Linked DNA regions of Mus musculus: all the other regions are linked to region 3. Evidence: chromatin loops called from intact Hi-C (ENCODE). Cell type or tissue: left cerebral cortex. All regions are shown on one strand. Region 1 holds the start of Plin3 (perilipin 3). Region 2 holds the start of Ticam1 (toll-like receptor adaptor molecule 1). Region 3 overlaps Kdm4b (lysine (K)-specific demethylase 4B). Region 4 overlaps Sema6b (sema domain, transmembrane domain (TM), and cytoplasmic domain, (semaphorin) 6B).

What was found. A loop is a pair of places that touch in the nucleus more often than their neighbours do. Peaks named below come from ENCODE experiments on the same cell type or tissue, not always from the same donor. Only the 100,000 strongest peaks of a DNase experiment are listed, where the experiment ranks them.
Region 1: a loop joins it to region 3, with 2.0 times the contacts of the local background. A loop is called at or near these places in 11 of 42 quality-filtered maps.
Region 2: it touches region 3 in a loop (2.6-fold over the local background); 6 of 42 quality-filtered maps call a loop at or near these places.
Region 4: a loop joins it to region 3, with 3 times the contacts of the local background. A loop is called at or near these places in 10 of 42 quality-filtered maps.

Annotation. Positions count from the first base shown.
Region 1 is chr17:56,288,307-56,293,306 of GRCm38, forward strand. It overlaps Plin3 (perilipin 3), which reads right to left and starts at 2,205. Exons shown (of 8, transcript NM_025836.3): 1 at 2,148-2,205. In left cerebral cortex, a CTCF peak has its summit at 3,070 (motif pointing right); DNase peaks (open chromatin) are centred at 2,269 and 3,018; H3K4me3 peaks cover 1,470 bases; H3K27ac peaks cover 1,773 bases.
Region 2 is chr17:56,274,736-56,279,735 of GRCm38, forward strand. Ticam1 (toll-like receptor adaptor molecule 1) reads right to left here and starts at 2,032. Exons shown (of 2, transcript NM_174989.5): 1 at 1,959-2,032. Plin3 (perilipin 3) reads right to left here. Exons shown (of 8, transcript NM_025836.3): 8 at 4,227-5,000. The coding sequence ends at 4,997. In left cerebral cortex, CTCF peaks have their summits at 1,958 and 2,806 (motif pointing right); DNase peaks (open chromatin) are centred at 1,553 and 2,231; H3K4me3 peaks cover 1,722 bases; H3K27ac peaks cover 1,961 bases.
Region 3 is chr17:56,348,354-56,353,353 of GRCm38, forward strand. Kdm4b (lysine (K)-specific demethylase 4B) reads left to right here. Exons shown (of 23, transcript NM_172132.3): 2 at 3,280-3,444; 3 at 4,623-4,798. The coding sequence starts at 3,304. Among named protein-coding and RNA genes, the nearest start is that of Kdm4b, 25 kb to the left of the region's middle. In left cerebral cortex, CTCF peaks have their summits at 890 and 2,573 (motif pointing left); a DNase peak (open chromatin) is centred at 2,569.
Region 4 is chr17:56,130,229-56,135,228 of GRCm38, forward strand. Sema6b (sema domain, transmembrane domain (TM), and cytoplasmic domain, (semaphorin) 6B) reads right to left here. Exons shown (of 17, transcript NM_001130456.1): 2 at 2,488-2,640; 3 at 2,270-2,393; 4 at 1,515-1,575; 5 at 1,295-1,357; 6 at 885-986; 7 at 478-568. The coding sequence starts at 2,611. Among named protein-coding and RNA genes, the nearest start is that of Sema6b, 7.6 kb to the right of the region's middle. In left cerebral cortex, CTCF peaks have their summits at 1,813 (motif pointing right), 2,690 (motif pointing right) and 4,614 (motif pointing right); DNase peaks (open chromatin) are centred at 1,824, 2,672, 4,458 and 4,559; H3K4me3 peaks cover 1,780 bases; H3K27ac peaks cover 1,945 bases.

The DNA of each region.
Region 1 (5,000 bases), 60 kb before region 3:
CTCACTTCTGCCATTCATTAAGGTCAGGTCCTATACCTCTCTCAAGGGTACTGTTTCCTCACAGTCTTCTTCCATGTGACCAGACAGTTGACACTGTTCCCACAGCTGTGCCCATTTGTGGGTCTCAACATGACAATAGTCCCAGCAGAAGGGGACTTAGAAACAAAAACAAACTAACAAATGTCCCTGTGTGTTCAAGTCTAACAAATGCCCCTGTGTGTTCAAGACAGAGACCTCTTGCAAGCCAAGAAGTTCAGAGGCAAATGTCTGAAACATCCAAGATTCTCTTTCTCTCTCCTTAAAGAGTATGTTGGGAGTTAGGAGGTACAAAGCAAGTATTGCTCTCTCAGAGGATCTGAGTTTGATTCCCAGCACCCATAGCACGGGATTCACAACTACCTGTAACTCAAGGTCAAGGACACGTGATCTCTACAGGCACCACATCCACACGGGCATACACACAACTCAAAATAAGATAAGCCAGGTGTGCGCCTTTAATCCCAGCACTTGGGAGTTGGAGCAGGAGGGTCTCTGTGAGTCCCAGGCCAACCTGGTCTACAGAGTGAGACCCAGTTACAACAAAACATAAAGCAAAAATAAACAAATATAATACATCTTATAAAGATCTACATTTTAGTTTTGCTTATGTGCATGCAGTGGCCACAGAGTTCAGGAGAGTCAGACCCCTGCAGCTGGAGTTAGGTTACATAAGGAGCCTGAAGCTGGTGCTAAGAACTGAGCCTCGGTCCTTTGAGGGAACAGGAAGTGCTCTTAACTACTGAATCATCACTTGCAGCCGGAGTCTGCTTGTCTTTACATAGAATGTTAGAAGATCAGGAAGCTTAATGGACTAAGGACAGAGTTCAGACAGAGGTAGAAGCCTGGCGTCTGAATTTTAGGACAGGTAGGTGATATCATTTGTTTAAAAACCAGTTAAAAACTGGGGCTGGGCCTTCCAGATGCCCCAGAACAACAAACACCAAGTGTGATGGCACATGCCTGTCACCCCAGCACTTGAGGAAGGTTAGAAATCAAAGCCATCTTCCACTACCCAGTGTGTGAATTCTAGGCCAGCCTGGGCTTTATGAGATTGCTTGGCGTTGTCTGCAGAATGCTCAAATCGGCAGCTAAACCACAGTGGGTGCTCAATAAACTAGTCTGGCAAACCGCAGCAGTTAGGTTTGCGATAAAGATTTCCCAACACGGGAGTCAGGTGATGCTGGTCATGCCTTCCTGTCATCGGTAAGGTGGGTGGCAAAGCCTGAGGAGTCAGACACCCCTGGAGCTCCCCTTCCTAAGCAATGGTGGCCGCTGGAGAAAAACAAGGGCTTTTTGCTCTTTTTGAGCACTTGTGGCAGCTAATCTCTCTACACCCGGCTCCAGCTGCCTGAAACTGACCCTCCCCCACACACTCCGCCCACCAGATTACTTTCTCTGCAAAGAAAGCCAGAAAAGCCCCCAGGGTCAAAAAACCAGCATGTAGCCAAGGCTTAGAAGTGGTTAAGGGAGTCTTTCGGCCTGGTTTGGTGACAATGCTGTCATCCCAGCATTTTTGGTGGAGGCAAATTCCAAGGCACCCTAAGTTTAGCGTAGGGCCATTTCCAAAAACAATTAACAAGACAGAAACAAAACATTAAATTTGAGAGATTCCAACAGAGGGAGGCACCATGCTCGGCTGGGGGTCACAGCTTCCTGTGGAACAGGCCTGGCTTTATGTAGGATCCAGGGCCTGGGGCTAGTTAGTGCACGGCAGGTGAAGCTATTTGTGACTGTGCCTGCGGGGTTGTTTGTTCTTGGGGACAGGAGACTCAGAATCACGGGGAAGAGGGAGGAGCCGCAGCCCAGGACACACGGGACTCGCATTTGAACACAACTCTAATTCTGGGGACCCAGGACAGTGGAATCCACCTTTTTGGACGCTCAGGGACTCCGTCACTGACGAGGACGCTAAGGTCCTAGGGTGGCCAGGCCAAGAGTTGGAAGCGCTGCAGAAGTTGGGTCCTTGGGTAAAAGTTAGTCTCTAGAAGTAGGGTTTCCTAGCGTGCAGGGATTTTTGGGATACCGGAGTCCTCCCAGGAAGCCTCGTTTCTCCCTCCTCTCTAAGGGCGCCTCAAGATCGATCCTGCCCCTTGCCCCCCAGCTCTCACCAAAGTCCTCAGGTCGTCCAAGCGAGGAAACCTCCCCTACCAAGTCCAGCTTGGATCTACCGGGTGGGGCGGGGCGGCCTTGTGCATCCCCCGTGGAGGGAGGGGCCTTGGAGTGACAGGACAGAGGGCCAATCAGAGGTCCCTATGGCGTAGTTCCGCCCACCCTTCTAAGGCGACCCAGCCCAGGTTGCTTGCATTAGTTGAGTCCCAGAAAGACTTGGAGTCCTGATCCTAGATGGAGGGGAGAGGGGAGTGCCATTCTGGGGTCCTTGAATCCTCCCATGTTTCCAGAGACCTTAGAGAGGCTTCCAGATCCAAGGACTGATTGAGTGACATTTTTAGAAGCCCATCGGACCCAGGGAAATCAATGCCAGGAGGTTACACACCCTGAACCTCAGCCCTGATTGGGTCCTAAAGGAAAAGTTGCTGTCATCCAGATTGAGGTTCTTGTTGTCCCAAGTCCTCTGGACGAGGGCACTGAGGCCCTGATATGGCCAGCCATGCGCAGTATCCAGCTTTCTGCTCCTGGACCCCTGGATCAATCCTTTCCTGAAGACAGACACCTCCTGGACTTTTTTTTTTTTCTCATCCCTAAATCTTCTTTCTCCCCTTGGCCTGTAAGCCAAGTGTTAACCTCAGACGGCTGCAGGAGCTAAGAAAGAAGGGAATGTATTTTTGTTGAGGGTGTGACTACGTGTGCAGTTGTGAAAATGTGCACGGGCATTTGCAACTGCGCATGCACGGATGTGAGCCAGGCCTGGAGAGGACCCACCCTTACTGAGTTACCTCAGATCTTTCCAGACTTCCGCCCGGCCCCTCCTTTTTTTTTCTGAGCTGCCTTGACTCAGGCTGAGTTCTTTATCTTCCTGCTTCCAGTGAACAATGCCGCCTTCACAGGGGCAGTGGCGGGATGGGGCATGTTGCCACCAGGTGGCGCCCTGCTCGCGACTGCGCCCCTCCCCGCCATGTCCCCCAACGGTGCCACTTCCCTCTGTGCCTCTAGCGCCTCTGCGTTCCTTCCCTTACAGAGCCCCTCCACTCTGTGTCCCCTACAGCGACCTTCTCTCTGTGACCCCCTCCCGACGGCTCCCCTCTCCTCTCTTTCCACAATGGCGCCTCTCCCTCTCTGTGCCCCTGACGTGTCTAGGCCCATCGGTGCCGTAGAAAGCATGTCCTATTAACCTTGGGCCTGGCCCATGGCTCATTAGCTGTGTATACAGGCATTCAACAATTATTAGGCACATGCTGTACACAAAGGTCATGTAGGGCAGCCCCAGGAACATAGTCTGTACCCTCTCAGCTTGGTAGCATTCAGAGACCAGTGGGAAGTCACGCCAGCAGAATAGCATTAAGACTTTAGAGGGATACTGGGTGGACCACCAGAGCTACACAGTGACTGTCTTAAAAAACAAAACAATATTGGGAGGGGAGTCGAAGGAAAATTTAAAATGTATATTACACCTATTTATTTAGGGGGGCACTCTACCACTAGTGTGTGTGTAGGTCAGGAAAGAGCACGTGGGACGTCATTTCTCTGCACCACCGTTGTTGAGCCTGGGGACTAAGCTCAGATCTGCAGAGTTGGCAGCCACTCCCTCCCTTTCTCACTGATCCATTTCACTGGCCTCTAAGGGACTTTTACTTTGTCTCACTGACTGAGGCCATATCCCCCCCCCCCTCCCCGGCTTCAGTCTCCCAGTGATGGAATGAGAGGAGAAATTAGAGGCTAGTGCACAGTGCTCAATCAGTATACACAAAACTTGGGTTCTGCCCCCACCCCCCACCCCACATCCACCAGGTGTGGCACATGCCTGTCACTCCAGCAGCCAGAGCTGAGGCAGGGGGACCATGGGGAATCAGTTCAAGTGTTACCCAGTGAGTTTGAGGCCGGCCTGAGTTCCATGAGATTGGAGCAGGAAAAACAATGGAAGATGCTAGATGAAACAGGAGCTCTCGGTCTGTGTCCTTACTCTTTGAAGGATAATTAACAGCCACAAGCCCTTGCTGTAACTCAGTGACCTGATGGCCAGCTGCTACCCATGTCTCCTTCTCACGTGGACCGTGGACGGGGGGGGGGGTGTCCTGCCCCTCACCACAGGAAGCTGGGGGTCATTTAACATGCAGAACCTGGCTCTGTCTGTCCCCACCCTCCTGAGCCTTGTGGCAGCCAGCTGCTGCTGTACCCTGTGAAGTGGCGGTGGTAAGCTTGGGGGAAGAACACGGCTCTGAGACCCATGGTCCACCAGGTTGGCATGGCTTCTCCCAGGCCCTTGAGTTACCTGCGTTCCTTTCTCTGGCCACCACATTCTGACCACCATTTCCTGGCCACTCCAGGTCCTGTGAGAGGCATGCAGCAGGTCTCCTTGGTCCCTTGCTTCTCTGGGCTCTGGGGTCAACCCTGCATGCTGCCTGGTGGCTCCTGGGGTGACTTAAAGCAAGTTGGGTAGTGGGCAGATTTCAGTGTGTAAGTATCTTGGCTGGCCCAAGGGCTGTGCTCTAACCTAATCCCTCTGGGACCACAGCCCTCCTAATCCCTACAGAGGGCAGCCTGAGCCAAGGTGTCCTGGCTTGGCCTGCACCTTAGAGCACTGCCAACAACCAGGACATCCTGGTCATGTTGTCATGCTGGTGGGAACAAGATGTTCCTGCTATCTCTTTGGATGGAGACTGGTCTCCTGTGTGGAGGCTGACCGGCTGCTGCTGTCCTAGTGACCATCTTGAAACCAAGTAAGTGAACATAGGTATCACTTAGGACCTGGTGGGGGTGGCAGCCTTAAGTCCCTCTAATTGACAAGAGCTCCTTCTAACAGCTGTAGATGGCAGAGTTCATATTTCCTAGATAGTGGAAGAGAT
Region 2 (5,000 bases), 74 kb before region 3:
GCATAACCTTACACTTCTGATCCTCCTGCCTCCACCATGTATGGGCAGCAGCTTCCTCTTGTCCAAGCTATATCTGAAAAGCTGAGACAGAGGATTTCTTTCTTTCTTCTTTCTTTTTTTTTTTTTTTTAAAGATTTATTTATTTATTATATGTAAGTACACTGTAGCTATCTTCAGATACTCCAGAAGAGGGAGTCAGATCTCGTTACGGATGGTTGTGAGCCACCATGTGGTTGCTGGGATTTGAACTCCGGACCTTTGGAAGAGCAGTCAGGTGCTCTTACCCACTGAGCCATCTCACCAGCCCTCTTTCTTCTTTCTTGTTTTGTTTTTGGGTTTTTTTTTTTGGGGGGGGGTTGGTTTTTCAAGACAGGGTTTCTCTGTGTAGCCCAGGCTGTCCTGCACCTCGCTCTGTAGACCAGGCTGGCCTCAAACTCCAGGCTGGTGAGATGGCTCAGCGGATAAGAGCACCAACTGCTCTTCCGAAGGTCGTGAGTTCAAATCCCAGCAACCATATGGTGACTCACAACCATCTGTAACAAGATTTGACTCCCTTTTCTGGAATGTCTGAAGACAGCTATAGTGTACTTATATATAATAAATAAATCTTTAAAAAAAACAAACTCAGAGATCCACCCTCTTCTGCCTCCTGAGTGCTGGGATCAAAGGTATGTACAACCACTGCCCAACAACAGGAGGATTCTTGAACCCAAGAGATCAGGGTCCACTTAGGTAAGTTCCAGGTCAGCCTGGTCAGCATAGTGATACACCCTGTCTTAAGATACAAATAACACAGCTGGGCGTGGTGGCGCACGCCTTTAATCCCAGTACTCAGGAGGCAGAGGCAGGTAGATTTCTGAGTTCAAGGCTAGCCTGGTCTACAAAGTGAGTTCCAGGACAGCCAGGGCTACACAGAGAAACCCTGCCTCAAAAACCAAAAAAAAAAAAAAAAAAAAAAAAAGATACAAATAACACAAATGACACAAAAATAAAGGTAGTTATTTTTAAGAGAGAGGGAAGAGGAAAGGGGAGAGTAAGGAGAGAGAGAGAAAGAAGGAGGGAAGGAGAAGGGGAGGGGGAGGGGAGAGTTAGGAAGAGGGAGGAGATGTGCTCAGTGGGTAAAGCACTCATCCAGCATGCCAGTCTGGCAATGGTGGCTCAGGCCTTTAATCCTAGCACTTGGGAGGCAGAGGCAGGTGGATTTCGAGTTCAAGGCCAGCCTGGTCTACAGAGTGAGTTCCAGGACAGCCAGGGCTACACAGAGAAACCCTGTCTCAAAAAAAAAAAAAAAAAAAAAAGCATCCAGCATGCCTAAGAGACTGTGTGATATCCCCAGAACAGCAGAAACCAGGATGGGTGGATGGTGAGTGGATGGGGTAAATAGGCCTCTTTCTTTCTTCCCTGGCCTTCTCTCCCTGGCAGAACTTAGTCTCTGGCACAGGGGGGCCCTCCTCCAGGCTCTGCTGACTGTCAGCTCTGGAACTCAGGGACTTTGTACTGCCAGGGTGACCTTGCATGTATCCAGGGGCCGGAAATAGTTGACTGTAGAAGGTGCAGCAAGCCAGTCCCCACAGGTAGTAGTAGATGGTGTCTGTGTTAGTCTGGGGCAGGAATTTTGACAGGGAACATTGAGGTAGAGAAAGCAGATCTGATCAGGAAATAGCGACAACGGGAGGGATTGAGGGTGGAGAGGGTTGAGGATTCGCTGTTGGGGCTGGAGAAGACCTGGGACTTAGAAGATCTAGCCATGGAGGTTGGGGGGGGGGGGGGGTAACTAGGAACTGAGCGAGCACCCAGGGTCACAGGGCTGGTTTGGGAGTTAGGAGTTGGATTGCGGATCTGAGTATCCATGGGAAAGAACTTGAGGAACCTGGCAGCCTGCAGGTGGCCGGCCCAGCATCTATTCCCGACCCTATGCCCGCCGGCCCGCCGTCCTGTTCCCTCTGCCTTCATCCTACCTGGCTGTAGGGGTCTTGAGCTGGTAGATCTCCCGGTCCCTGGTGGCTGCTGGAGGAGGAGGAGAGAGAAGGGAGGAGGGAGCGTTCGGTTCCGCCCCTTCCTCCCTTCCGGGTCTGGGGGGGGGGGTAGGGGGGGGATGAAGTCAGCGTGTAATCTTATCTAGCTGAGCCAAGCCCTGCCCTCCCGCCCAGTGTCCTGGCGCCACGTGGAACTAGGCAGGACTTGTACTTTGTGAGGCCAGAGCTGGGGAAAGGAAGAAGGAACCCTCCGCCCACAGAGAACTTTAAGCTGTTAGCCAAAGAGCTCAGCTAGTGACATACTCTGGGGATTCGCAAAGCACCATGTGGCTAAGTGCACTGGGAACCTGATGACTCACACTTGTCAGTCCAGCATCACACAGAAAACTAAAGCAGAGAGATTGCCCAGAGTTCCAAGGAAGCCTGACCCACAGAGTGAGACCTCCATCTCAAAAATAAGTTCATACAAGATAAGTAAACAGAAGTGCTGGAGGCCACAAGGTTTTATACAACTGTTAGGTTGTAAATATTTTTAATTCTTTACTTGATTTTACTTGGTGTTGTGTGTATGTATGTGCATGCAGGCATGTATGAATGTAGGTCAAAGAACCGCAAGTACCATTACTTGCTGAGCCGTCACAGAGACACAACACAAAGATTTGTCGGAGATTTCTGGGTATTTACTTTTGAGAAACGGTCTGTGTATGCATACTGGGACTTGGGGCTATCCTCCTAGCTCAGCTAGATGGTGAGATTACAGGCATACTTTAAAGCTTTATTTATTTATTTTACGTATGAGTACACTCTGGCTCTCTTCAGATACACCAGAAGAGGGCATCAGATCTCATTACAGTCGGTTGTGAGCCACATCTGATGGATGTGGTTGCTAGGGGTTGAACTCGGGGACCTCTGGAAGAGTAGCCAGTGCTCTTAGCCACTGAGCCATCTCTCCAGCCCTATGGCATGTTTTAAAACTGATAAAACTAAATTGTGAAAACAGAAAAGCAGCAGTTCCCAGAGGACTATGACTGGAAGATGAGGTGCACAAAGGAGAACCACCCCACCCTCTTGCTGGGGAGTCTAGGCAGGAGTATCTGCCTCATGCCACTGAACTCAATCTCTCCCAGACTCTGGACACTCATCTCCCCAAAGCAGGTAGCAGACGGACTTCTCCACATTTTCATGCTTACATATGCACACGTATTTGTGTAAGTTGGAGGTTGACATCAAGTGTTTGCTCTTGGTCACATCTTTAGGAGACAGTTTCCTGAGTCCAGCCATCTCAGAAACAAGTTCTATCTTGCTGGCAGGGTCAAGACTGAGTTCATGTTCCCAGGCCCCAGAATACAACTCCTATCCTGCTTCTTAGATCTTTCATGTTTGTCTGTTAGCCAGTGAAGGCTGTAAGGAAGGAAGATGCTGTTCTCCAGTTATCCAAACTAAAGCACACAAGTCGTTAGTGTGTCCCTGCCTTGATTTAACTGACTACTGCGGCTCACCCACTCCTTTGGTCCTTCACCACACTAGATTCCAGGTCAGAGTCCAGGAGGGGACTAGGCTGTAAAAGCTGACTCAAGGACCCTGAAACCAGGTGACCCAGATAAGACCTAGTCACCAGTGTTAAGTCCTTGTTTAACCCTTTGTGTCAAGATATGATTGGTCAGTACCCAGGTCCCCTTCGCTTTGTGTTCCCATCCTATAAAAAGCGTCGTGCAGTCTCTCATCAGGGTTCAGATCCCCAACTGGCCACCTCCCTGCCAGTGCAGAAAATAAAGCTTTTATTTTTTAAGCTTCTGTCTCTGAAGTAAGTTTTCTCAGTTTCTACCGCAAACCAAACAACTCCAAGCACTTTACCACAGCAGGCAGCTCTCCTGCCCCGAGTTTTGCTGTTTTGAAACATAGTCTCAAAGTAGCCCAGGTTAGTTTCAAACTTACTAGGTAGTCAAGGATGACCCTGAACTCCAGATCTTCTTGTCCCCACCTTCCCTGAGATCAAGGGGAACAGACTGTGGGCATATTTGGCAGGCTCAGCTTGTCACACTGACCCTTCTCCATACATCACAGAGACGGAGGGAAAATAGGCAGCAGGCCCTTCCTGCTGTCCCCACAGGGTCACAAGTGATCACGTCCAACATTCAAAGTGGGAAGACTCGCACTGTGCATAGAGTAGAGACAGAAGGAAGAAGGTCTCTAGGGATGTCAGGGCAGCTCAGCTCCTAGGAAGGCAACACACATATACACCATCCACTTGGCCTCTGATGCATATAAAATTTATTAAGGCAATACTGAGCCCCAGGATTTGAGGAACAGTGTACTCGGCCCTCACTTTCTCATCTGAAACAATTGCAACATCCCAGCTGTCTATCCTGTCACAGTTGCTGGGTTCTTGGGCCAGGTATCAGGGTCTGTTAGAAAAGCTCTTGCTAGCCGGCCTTTAATCCCAGCACTCAGGAGGCAGAGGCAGGTGGATTTCTGAGTTCAAGGCCAGCCTGGTCTACAAAGTGAGTTCCAGGACAGCCAGGGGCTATACAGAGAAACCCTGTCTCAGGAAAAAAAAAAAAAAAACAAACAAGAAAAGCTCTTGCTATTGTGGGCCATGATGTAGAAAAGAAACCCGGAGTGAAAAATCATTATGCCTTTTTTTACTTCAAGACAAGGTCTAATGTAGCTTAGACTATCACTGAATTTGTGATGTGGCAGCCGGGCTTTGAACCTGTGACCCTCTTGCCTCTATACCACAGTGCTGACACAGGATGACAGACTAGTGCTATCACTATTCATTACCCTCATTCCTCATTTTTTTTTTTTTTTTTTTTTTAGGAAAAAAACATTTTTTTTTTCTAGAATGTTCTGGATCTTTTTACCCCTGGAACATTCTAGAAAAAAAATTGCTTTAAAAGACTGATGGGAATAGGTTAAACACATGTCTCATTCAGACTCAGTAGGGGAGGACCTGTTGTGCAATTGGACTGTTGGGAAAAGCAGTCAAGCCAGATAGATGTTGGCCCTGAACCTTCTCCCTAC
Region 3 (5,000 bases):
GGACTGGGAGGTGCTTCTGTCACAGCATGCAGGCTTCTTGTGCTCAGGGATCATGCTCAACTTGCACACAGCTAGGAGAGTAAGAGGAGTGGGGCAGTCAGCATTCTAGGGGCAAATTGTGCAGGCAAGACCTGTCCAGGAACCCCAACATGGGCCCAGCCACACCCCGGAACCGGCACAGGGAGATGTAGCTACCTCCATGCTGGAGACTGAGCTTGAGTCATGGGGTCTCTCAAGATGGTAGCCCAAGCCCATGGTTAGCTGGGAGTCACCAGGAAGTTTGAGGTATCAGACCTCCAGGGGGAGGGACCTTCAGGAGCAGGGGAGGTTGGGAAGACACCCTGGGACACCAGCAGGACTGACACCTGTAGTGTCACTACTGAGGGGCCTGTCAGGCTCCTGTTCTGTTTCCTGAGGGTACTGCCTAGGGTGTGGCACCTGTGCTGTCCTGGCCTCATGGTGCCTGATTGCTTCTGTGTGTCAAAGGGCTCAGCCCAAATGCTATCCCCCTGCCTTCTCAGGCCCTTGGAGCCCAGCCTATGTGCCCCTAGTCTTCCCTCTGGGAGGCTTTGTCCTAGGGCTTGTGTGTGTGTGGGACAAGTGTGTGTAGGCAATGGGGTACAGGTGACATGACATAGCCTGGCCACACAGTGTCCCACTGAAGAAGCAGCCATTGCAGAGGCTCTTTGTGTGCAGACCCTGTGCTATAGCCTAGGGCAGGCCACCAGCCACTCAGCCTGGCCTGAAAGCTCTGGTCTTGACACATGTTTCTGAACAGTAGGAGCAGGGTTGGGTAGGTCTTATTGGACACCTTACTCTCAGTCCCTGTTTTAACAGGCAGGAGGAGGGCAGGGCACTTTCCCTGTGGGCAATAAGGAGTTGTTGCCACTAAGTGGAGACAGTGAGTTTCCTGTTTGCTGGCTAGCAGGTGGTGGCTGGCTGTCCTCTTCCCCCAGTGCCCAGCACATACAATCTGAGGCTGGGTAGGAGGCTACTAGCCCTGCCTAGCCCAGGGCCTCAAGGTGAGTGGCACCTAGAATCCATTGTGCTGGGCCCATAGCAGATAATGGGCACGCCTGTGTCCTGCGGGCTTTTGTGTACCCCATGTCAGTGGCAGCTGTAACTCGTTGCTATAGATAGATGGAGATTCTCAGATGGTGCCCAAGTTCATGGTGCATCTGTGGTGGAAAGCACCTGGCCTGCCTGGCTCTCCTGGGGACCTGGGCCACTGCACCTGCCAGCCTGTCCAGCTTCTCTTAGGACTTGAGCCTTATCTCCCTGCATCTCTTGTGATGCATGCCCCAGAGAGCTCTGGCTGATCCCTTCTCCTATCCCAAGGGTCCTTTTCTTCTGGAGGGAGTGATATTTGTCTCTACTAGTCCTGGTCCACACCTCTGCTATGCCTCTCAGGATAGCCAGAGGGGTCAGTGTGGGCCTCATTCTCTGCTGATAATCTGCAGCTGGGACCTTCAGGATCCCAAGTCCTCGTCAGGTAAAGTCACCTGCTGCCAAGCATGACAACTCCGAGGTTTAACCCTGGGTCACACTTGTGGAAGGAGAGAGCTGACAACTGCAGGTTGCCTTCCGACCTCTGCATGTTTGGGCAGTGCTGCCTGCTATGTCCTAGCCCTCTTTCTGGTGAGCCTTCATGTGGCCAGCAGGAGGTTAGCTGCATTTTGTGTACCAGTGTGGTGCTCTGTCTGTGCCCCACTATCACTAGCACCCAGTGTGGGGGCTGAAGTGGCCCCTTGATGGGACACAGCTCTCAGGTCTCATCCCCCGTCACAGGTGCCCACACAGCACCCTGGTGGCAGCCTGGGCCTTTTCCCCGACCATATTGGACTTGAGTAAGAGACAGGCAGGCAGGTGGGAGACCAAAGTCATCATGAAGGAGAGAACCTGTGTGAAAGGGAAATGGTGGGTGCAGGCACCCTTATCCCACGAGGTAGAGAGACAGGCCATTGGTTCCCAGTGGTCCGGCTCTGGAACAGCTCTGTGGCACAGGACTCAGCTCATAGAAGAAACTCTGCTCCACCATTTCGTGTGGCCTGTGAGGCAGCGGAGGAGGGCCATGGTCAGGGCTGAGAGGAGTTAGTGGTCCTGGGCCCTTCCATGTGCCTCCCACCTGCCCATTCTAACACTGAGGCTGCTGGGGCCCCTGAGGAGGTGCTGTGCCTTCTACATCATCCTTCCCTAGCTCTCACCCTCTACATCTAGGAGGTGGCAGGTGAGCTCAGCAATTAGTGTGGGGCTGCTGGGGAGCAGTGGCAGTCCTGAGACCTGCTGGTGGGGTCAGTTGTCTAGCAGGATAGCTTCTAGTTATGTGGTTAGGGCCTTCCCCTTGTGTACTGGAGGACAATGTCTGGCAGTCCCCCTCTGTAAACCCTGTGCTCCTGTGAGCTCTGAGGGCTATGTCTAGTAGACCCTCAGGACACCCAGGTGATGCACGCAGCCTTATTCCTCTCCAGAGCCCTGAAGGACTGTGGCCTTTGGGTGCTCAGACACCAACTGGTGGCCTAGCTCACGGCTGTAATCAAGCCCTCTACTCCATTTATGGGCATGTGCTGCCACTTGGTGGACACTTTGGGAAATGCATAGGAGCTATTCTCTACTCCCACTTTGGGGCCTGTGTGTATGTGTGTGTGTGTGTGGGGGGGCAGTTCTCTAGGAGGATGGGACTCCACAACCCTTTCTGGACCCTGGGCTGCAGGCCATATGATTGCCCAGTGAGGAGAAGGCACCTGGCTGAGAAGATCCCTTTACAAGGGGCAGGTAGGAGGCCAGCACAGGTAAGTTGATGTTAGCTGTGGCTTGGGCTGGCTCAGACAGGTTGGATTTGCCCTCCTGATCCAGGGCTCTAAGAATAGCTGATGGAGTCCAGGTTTCAAACAGTTGGCTCCTGTGCACAAGTGGAGCCCTCTGAACAAGCCCAGTGTGCTCTCACATGTGCACAGGGCTCCTGGGTGACGTGGTGACCTAAGGCTACAAGGTCTGCATGGGAAGGTCCCTGCTGAGAACAGTGCTGGGCTCCAGGGGGCCTCTGATTGGAAAATACACAGCTTCTGGGACCCCGTCAGCTTTAGAAGGAGGGTTCCTATGTGTTTACTCAACCGGTGTCACCTTGGCTTTTGACTGGTGGGAGTATGGGGCTTTGTGGTTTGCTGGCCTGGCACGGCTGCCTGCTGTTGCCCTCAGGAGCTGTGGGTATTTCGTTGCCTCCAAGGGAGGCTTGGAGGTGGTGATGGCAGGGCTATGCTGACTGCTCTTATCTCCTCACAGGTGTAGCTCCACTTTGCTGCAACCATGGGGTCCGAGGACCACAGCGCCCAGAACCCCAGCTGTAAGATCATGACTTTCCGCCCCACCATGGATGAATTCAGGGACTTCAACAGATATGTGGCGTACATTGAGTCGCAGGGTGCCCACCGTGCTGGCCTGGCCAAGGTGCGTCATGCCACTCCCAAGCTCCTTTGTGCCCAGACACTGTGGCACTGCCTCCCCGACCTTCTTAAACATGGAGGCAGACACTGGTTTTGTGGCTGTGGCTTGGGCTGGCTCAGACAGGTTGGATTTGCCCTCCTGATCCAGGGCTCTAAGAATAGCTGATGGAGTCCAGGTTTCAAACAGTTGGCTCCTGTGCACAAGTGGAGCCCTCTGAACAAGCCCAGGGTTCCTAGACCAAATCAGGGCACATGTTGTGTTCCTGACTCTAGGGAGTGGCCTAGCTTGGGTGGGACACAGAACCTGCTGCTATGAGGGACAAAGCTTTTGGAGGGCTAGGGTTGGAAGGGGACCTGATGCCTAGGGGTGGTGGTGCCAGGAGACACTTTTAATTATTGATGGAGTGGCAGAGGTTAAGTACCTTGTTCTTGGGGCCCTGCGACTCTGCCTAAACTTTGCATTCTACTGTTTTGCCTGCCTGTCTGAATGGAGCTGTCATACTAAGTTGTGGCTCAGGTTCCCTGTAACCTTGTGGACCTATGTTAATCCATGGGAGAGAATGCTGGGGAGGCTGACTTCATCTGAGCCCTAGGCACACACAGCACAGCATGAGCACACACCTCTTCCTACCTTCTGAGGGCAGATGGACAGACACCACAAGCATCTGTGGCCCGTGCTCTGCCGTATGAGCCGAGCCGTGTATGAGCCAAGGGCATAGGCTCATCAGCCTTGACTGGTGTGTGTACGTACGTGCGTGCGTGCGTGCGTGCGTGTGTGTATGTGTGTTCGCGCTATGGTGTATTTGTGTGTGTGTATGCGTGCATGTCTATAAGAATGTGAATGTGTGGGTGGCTATCTGTGTAAGAATGTGTATATGTATGTGTATGGTGTGTCTGTGTAAGAATATGTGTGTGAGTATAAGAATCTGAGTCTGTGTGTTTATGTGTGGGTATCTGTAAGAATGTGAGCATGTATGTGTGTGTGTATGTGTGAGTGTGAGTGTGTGTGTGTGTGTGTGCCTGCTGCAGTGGGACCCAACTGCCCCTTGTTTGTCACAGCTGTCTTGTCATGGTTGTGTGGTGCCTGTACTGCAGCACTAGCCTGGAGCACTTAAATAATTGGGGACCTGGGATCCCCTACCCTTGGGAGCTCTATCACCTACACCGTTCTTGGCCCCGCAGATCATTCCACCCAAGGAGTGGAAGCCACGGCAGACGTATGATGACATCGACGATGTGGTCATCCCAGCGCCTATTCAGCAGGTGGTGACGGGCCAGTCGGGGCTTTTCACACAGTACAACATCCAGAAGAAGGCCATGACTGTGGGGGAGTACCGCCGCCTAGCCAATAGTGAAAAGTATGTGGGTGAGAGCAGTCTCTCTGCTGCTCAGGCTTCTCACTTTCCAGAGGCCCAGCTTGACCCTTACCTTGTCCCTGTCTCTGTCCCTAGGGGGCTTCCCTCATCCCAGTATGTGGCCTGAAGGTGGCCCTTCAGGGGAGGTCCCCCCATGCTTCCTGGAAACCTCTTCCTGCTTCCGTGCATCTTGTGGCTTACAGTC
Region 4 (5,000 bases), 220 kb before region 3:
AGGCTAGCCTGGTCTACAGAGTGAGTTCCTGGACAGTTAGGGCTACACAGAGAAACCCTGTCTCAGAAAATCATAACAACAGCAACAATAAGAGAAGGTCCAGACGACAACGACGACAACAACAACAACAACCACAACAATCATAATAGAAAGACCAGAGGGGGTAGGAGCAAAAATTAGAACCTCAGCCTAGTGAGGACTGTCGAGAAGCTGAGCCTGGATCCTATCCTGATCCTACAACTGAATGAGCCTGAATCCCAGGCTGAGTCCTCATACAGGATGAGACTAAATCCAGTTGAACCTTGATCCCAGGCTAAATTTCTTCCTCCAGCTCAGACTAGCCACCATCCTGACCCTGACCCTGACCAGGTCCTCTTAGATTCTGCCCATTTCCCAGATGCCTCTGAGTGACCAGAATTTTAGAAATGGAAACTAGCTCTCTTGGGAGTGGACATGTCAACAGCAGAGACCACTCACCTGAGAAGAGGGCGACATTGGCATGTTTGGGGTCATAGGGGCAGCGGGCCATACCGCTGATGCTGTCACCAAGAAGCTGCAGTGTGTCCATCTGCAGGGAGGACAGAATCTAAGCAATACATCTCCTCACTCTGCCTGGCAGCTCCGGGGTTCCCCAGTCCGCCACTCCAGCCAGAACCCTAGCTTCACATTGCATTGCTGTGTGATTCTGGCCAGGCAATTAACCTTTCTGGACCTCAGTTTCATGGTCTGTGAAATGGGCCCAAGTCTATTGTCGTCAGTCCCGCAAGAGATGTGGGACAAGCCTGGCAAACCTAGCACAGGGATGTGCATGGCTGGGAGGAGACTCTGGGGACATGGAGGGTGAGGTAGATCCCTGGGTCTTGGAAGGAAGGGCTGAGACTCACACTGTAATTGGCGCAGATGGGATTGAACGCATTGGAGCCGCACACGAACAGCGTGGACTCATCGCGAAGCAGGAGCACCTTGACAAAGTTCCGACACTCACCCTGGGGTGGGGAAGAAGAAAGGAAGTGCAGAGGGCGTTGCCTGGCCCCTAGGCTTGTGGCTCAGGCTGAGAGCTCAGGCAAAGCAGACCCAAGGCTATTCCCGTGGGATGAAGGAGGTTGGGTGTGGCCTGGGGAGATTGGGTGTGGCAACTGAGGCACCTGTCCTTGAACACAACAATAACGGCTTGGAGCTCCTCCTCTGAGGTGGGAAGAATCACCCCAAGGCTGCAGAGAAGTCTAAGGCCCAGCTAGGAACATGGCTAGGGAGGGTAGGATAGGGATAGGTGACAAGGACAGGTCCCTCTAACCTCTTGCTTGCCCTTCATTCGACACACATCGATGTCACTGGGGTTGGAGCGCCAGGTCAGCTTCTACCAAAAAAAAAAAAGTGTGGTGAGGGGAGTGTAGCCCTCATCATCCTTCAGATCCCTCCTCCCAGCCAAGTCCACCCTGGATTCCACCTCCCCTTGAAGAGCTCCGCCCCACCCCCACCTGCACCTCCACCCCCATATGGTCCTTCTTCCTCACCCTCTGATATCGCAGCTCCGTGGAAGTGGATGGCTCCAGTTCTACTTGGTACAGGTTATCTCTGCAGGAGAGCATGGTGCGTGAGATTGGGGGGATGGGGGGACCCTACCACCTTCGTCCAATCACAGTGTCCATCTGGCACCCAATCACTCCTGGTCTGCATTGTGATTTCTGCCTTTGAAATCTATCCCACACCCACCCCTTTCTCAGTCTGCATGTTGTCACCATGTCTAGCCTTTAACTTCACAGCTTAGATACAGCCAGGCCTCAGCACGGACCCAGCCTTGAGAAACCGCCAGCAGGGGGCGCATGTGAGCACTGAGTCACTTCTATGGGTTCAAGACCAAGTTCTCTTTTGGCTTCCCCTCCATCACTCTGTCTAGACGCCCAGTAAATTGTGCCCTAGACATTGTCCCTAACAGTTATGCATGCATCACGCAGCATCCAACACCCTTAAAACTCAGGCCTAAGCCGGGGAGTGGTGGCACATGCCTTTAATCCCAGCACTCAGGAGTAGAGGCAGGGGGATCTCTGTGAGTTCCAGGACAGCAAGAACTACACAGAGAAATTCTACCTCAAACAAACAAACAAACGCCACCCAACAGTACCTTTAAAACTCAGTGCTCAATAGCCTTAAAACAGCGTTGAATAACCTGGAAACTCAGCATTCAGCACTATGGGGTCACACTTTCCAGCCAAGGCCCATCATGGACCCCTCAAGTGTGCTATTCTGGGGCCCCCCAACATTTGCATACCTGTCCCCAATGAACAGTGTCCTGTTAACACGTAGCACTCTCTGGATGTTGAGGTCCTCAGCACCCTCCGCAGCGGTCAGACGACCAGGCCCGCTGCCCACGAACACGGGATAGTGGCTCAAGTCTAAGGGAGGGAGTGGAAGGAGGGTTCATTTGGAAACAAGATCCTGTGTACCAGAGACCCTGACACACCCCTGCCCATCTCTCCCCAGACTCACAGTCCCTGGGAGCCACGCTGAGTGGAGGTGGTTCTTCTGGGAAAAGGCCATAGGTGACCCCCAGGAGCAACAGCAGGAAAAACGACAGGGCCGGGCGTGGAGGGGGCACTCGCGGGGTCCACATGGTGAGGACCGGATGACCACAGATGACACCTACAAGCCAGGAGGGCGGTGAGTTGAGCGGCCTGCAGTTTCATAATAAGCCGGTAGGGGGCACGCGAGTCCCTCCCTTCCTCCCTCCCAGAATAAAAATAACATTGATAATAATAACTACTCTCAGACGTTGTTTAATTAACAAGCGACTTTAAGACCACATGTGAGTAAAATTCTCAGGAAATAGCTGCAACTGAAAATGCATTAGGTAATTAAAAATTAATCACGAGAATTACAATAATGGATATTATCTTAAAACATGCGTTTAAAAATCCAATCTCAAAAAGCATTTTTTAAAAAACCCTTCAAATGAAAACGCGAAAAGCCTTAGAACCTGGCGTTGTGGCATAGGCCTGTCATCCCAGTCTTGGAGAGGCTGAGGCAGGAGCATCACTAGTTCCAGGACAGCTTGGTCTGCATAGCAAGACCCCACGATAAAACCAAATGGCCACAAAATTAGAACCAATACACAAAGAGGGACCGTATTTCCAATTCAAAGGCAGAAGAAAACATAGCAGAATTAAAAGCCCTTGGCATTTTATACACCACATCATTAGCAATGGGAGTCGTAGAATATCGCAGTGTGCAGGGGCCTTAGTGTCGCTGGTGGGTTTGACTTCCTGTCCCCTTGGACGACTTCCTTCTGCTCTCATTCATAAGTGAGGAATCCTGAGGTGTGTGAAAACATGCAGGACCCAGCCCTCCAAACCTAGGGGCCCCAGGGCAGGGCAGCGTCTCCCTACCAGAAAGGAGTACAGTCCAATTCGAGACACCCCACGTGGGTTTCTCAGAAGCTTCGTCAATCTCCAACAAACTCTGGGCCTCAGTTTCCCCATCCAGGCAGCAGAGATGTCTCCCAGCCTACCCCTGACCTTGTGTCTTGGAGATCAGAAGCCACAGTGGGTGGGGATGATGGAGGGAATATCAGCCCCAGGCTAACATCAGCCCCTGTTCTAACGGTCAGGGCCAAAAAACAGGAAGACCTTGCACGGCTTCCTCTGCCTGACCCTGGCTTCCAGGATTTGTGACTCAGAGTACGTGTGTTCTGGGACATGAGCCTACTTCCTTCTGAGCTTCCTAAGCTGGCTCCTCCCCTGTGCTGTCCCCCTGTACCCGCCCCATGACACCAGATTCCAGGAGGCTGACCTCTGCACTGCGGCCATCCTAACCCCATGCTACAGTCCCCAGACCCTCATTGGGGATTCTAGGCAGGGTTCCACTCCAGACCACGCCCCCAGCCCATCACGGGGGGGGGGGCGCGGGGGAGGGGGGATTCTAGGTCGGGCTCCACTCCTGTCCACGGTCCCAGTCCATCACTGGGGGGACTTGAGGGGAAGGGAGCGGCTCAACCCACAAGCCACGCCCCCAACTCTTTGACTTTTCTTCCGGGGACAAGGTCCAGACTCTAGCTCCAGACTCAGCCACCACAGGAGCTGCTTTGAGGAACTCTGGGTTCAACGAGAGCCTCTGCCCCTCCCACAAATAAAGTAGAATAATAAATATAGAATGTTTTGAGACAAAATCTTACTATGTAAATCAGGCTAACCTCAACCTTCCTGAGATCCACCCCTGAGCCCTGAATCACCTCCTGCTGGCACTCCATCCTCCATGATCGCTTGATCCTCAGCCATGCCCCCACCCCTCCTGGCTATGGCGCGCTGAGTCTTCAAGCGTCACCATCGAACTCGGGGTTCTAACCCGTCTCAGACACGCTGCAGCATCCCTGCATGCCAAAGCCCTTCCATGGCACCGCACTGGACGCCTCCGTCACGCCCCCTCCCTGTCACACTGCCTAACTTCCTCGCAGCCTAACCCCCCACAGCCGCAGGTTCACACCACAGGTGTGACACATTTTCGACTCCACCACAAAGTTCTCCAGCACACAGCAAATGGAAGTAAAACCGTGGGCTTCTCTCCTCCATCAACTCCCAGGCTGGCTCCGCCGCCATGTCCTCCCTGCCCTCACACTGTGGACACGAGGGGGCGCCTGCGAGCGCCGCGTCCGCTCTTTGCCCTCAGCCCTGCCATTCTACCCCAGCCTCCCTCCTCCCTTTCGGTCCTTTGCCTCCCTCCCTAATCTTTCCACAGCACTCTGCCCCGCCCCAGGGCCTTTGCACAAGCTTGATGCTCTGGGGGGCAGCAAGCAGGCGTCCGTGGCTCTCCTAGGGCCAGGTAGACCTTTGGTGCTCAATAATCGCTTGTTGTATGTGAATAAATGATCAACACTTAGCATTGAGCCCTACCCACCTCAGTGTCCTCCAGTCCTCTGCCACACACCCACTGTCTACTCACCCAGGCCAATCCCTCCCCGAGAGTCCCCAGAAAGTCAGACCACCTACATGCTCCCAAGTGTGTGTTCC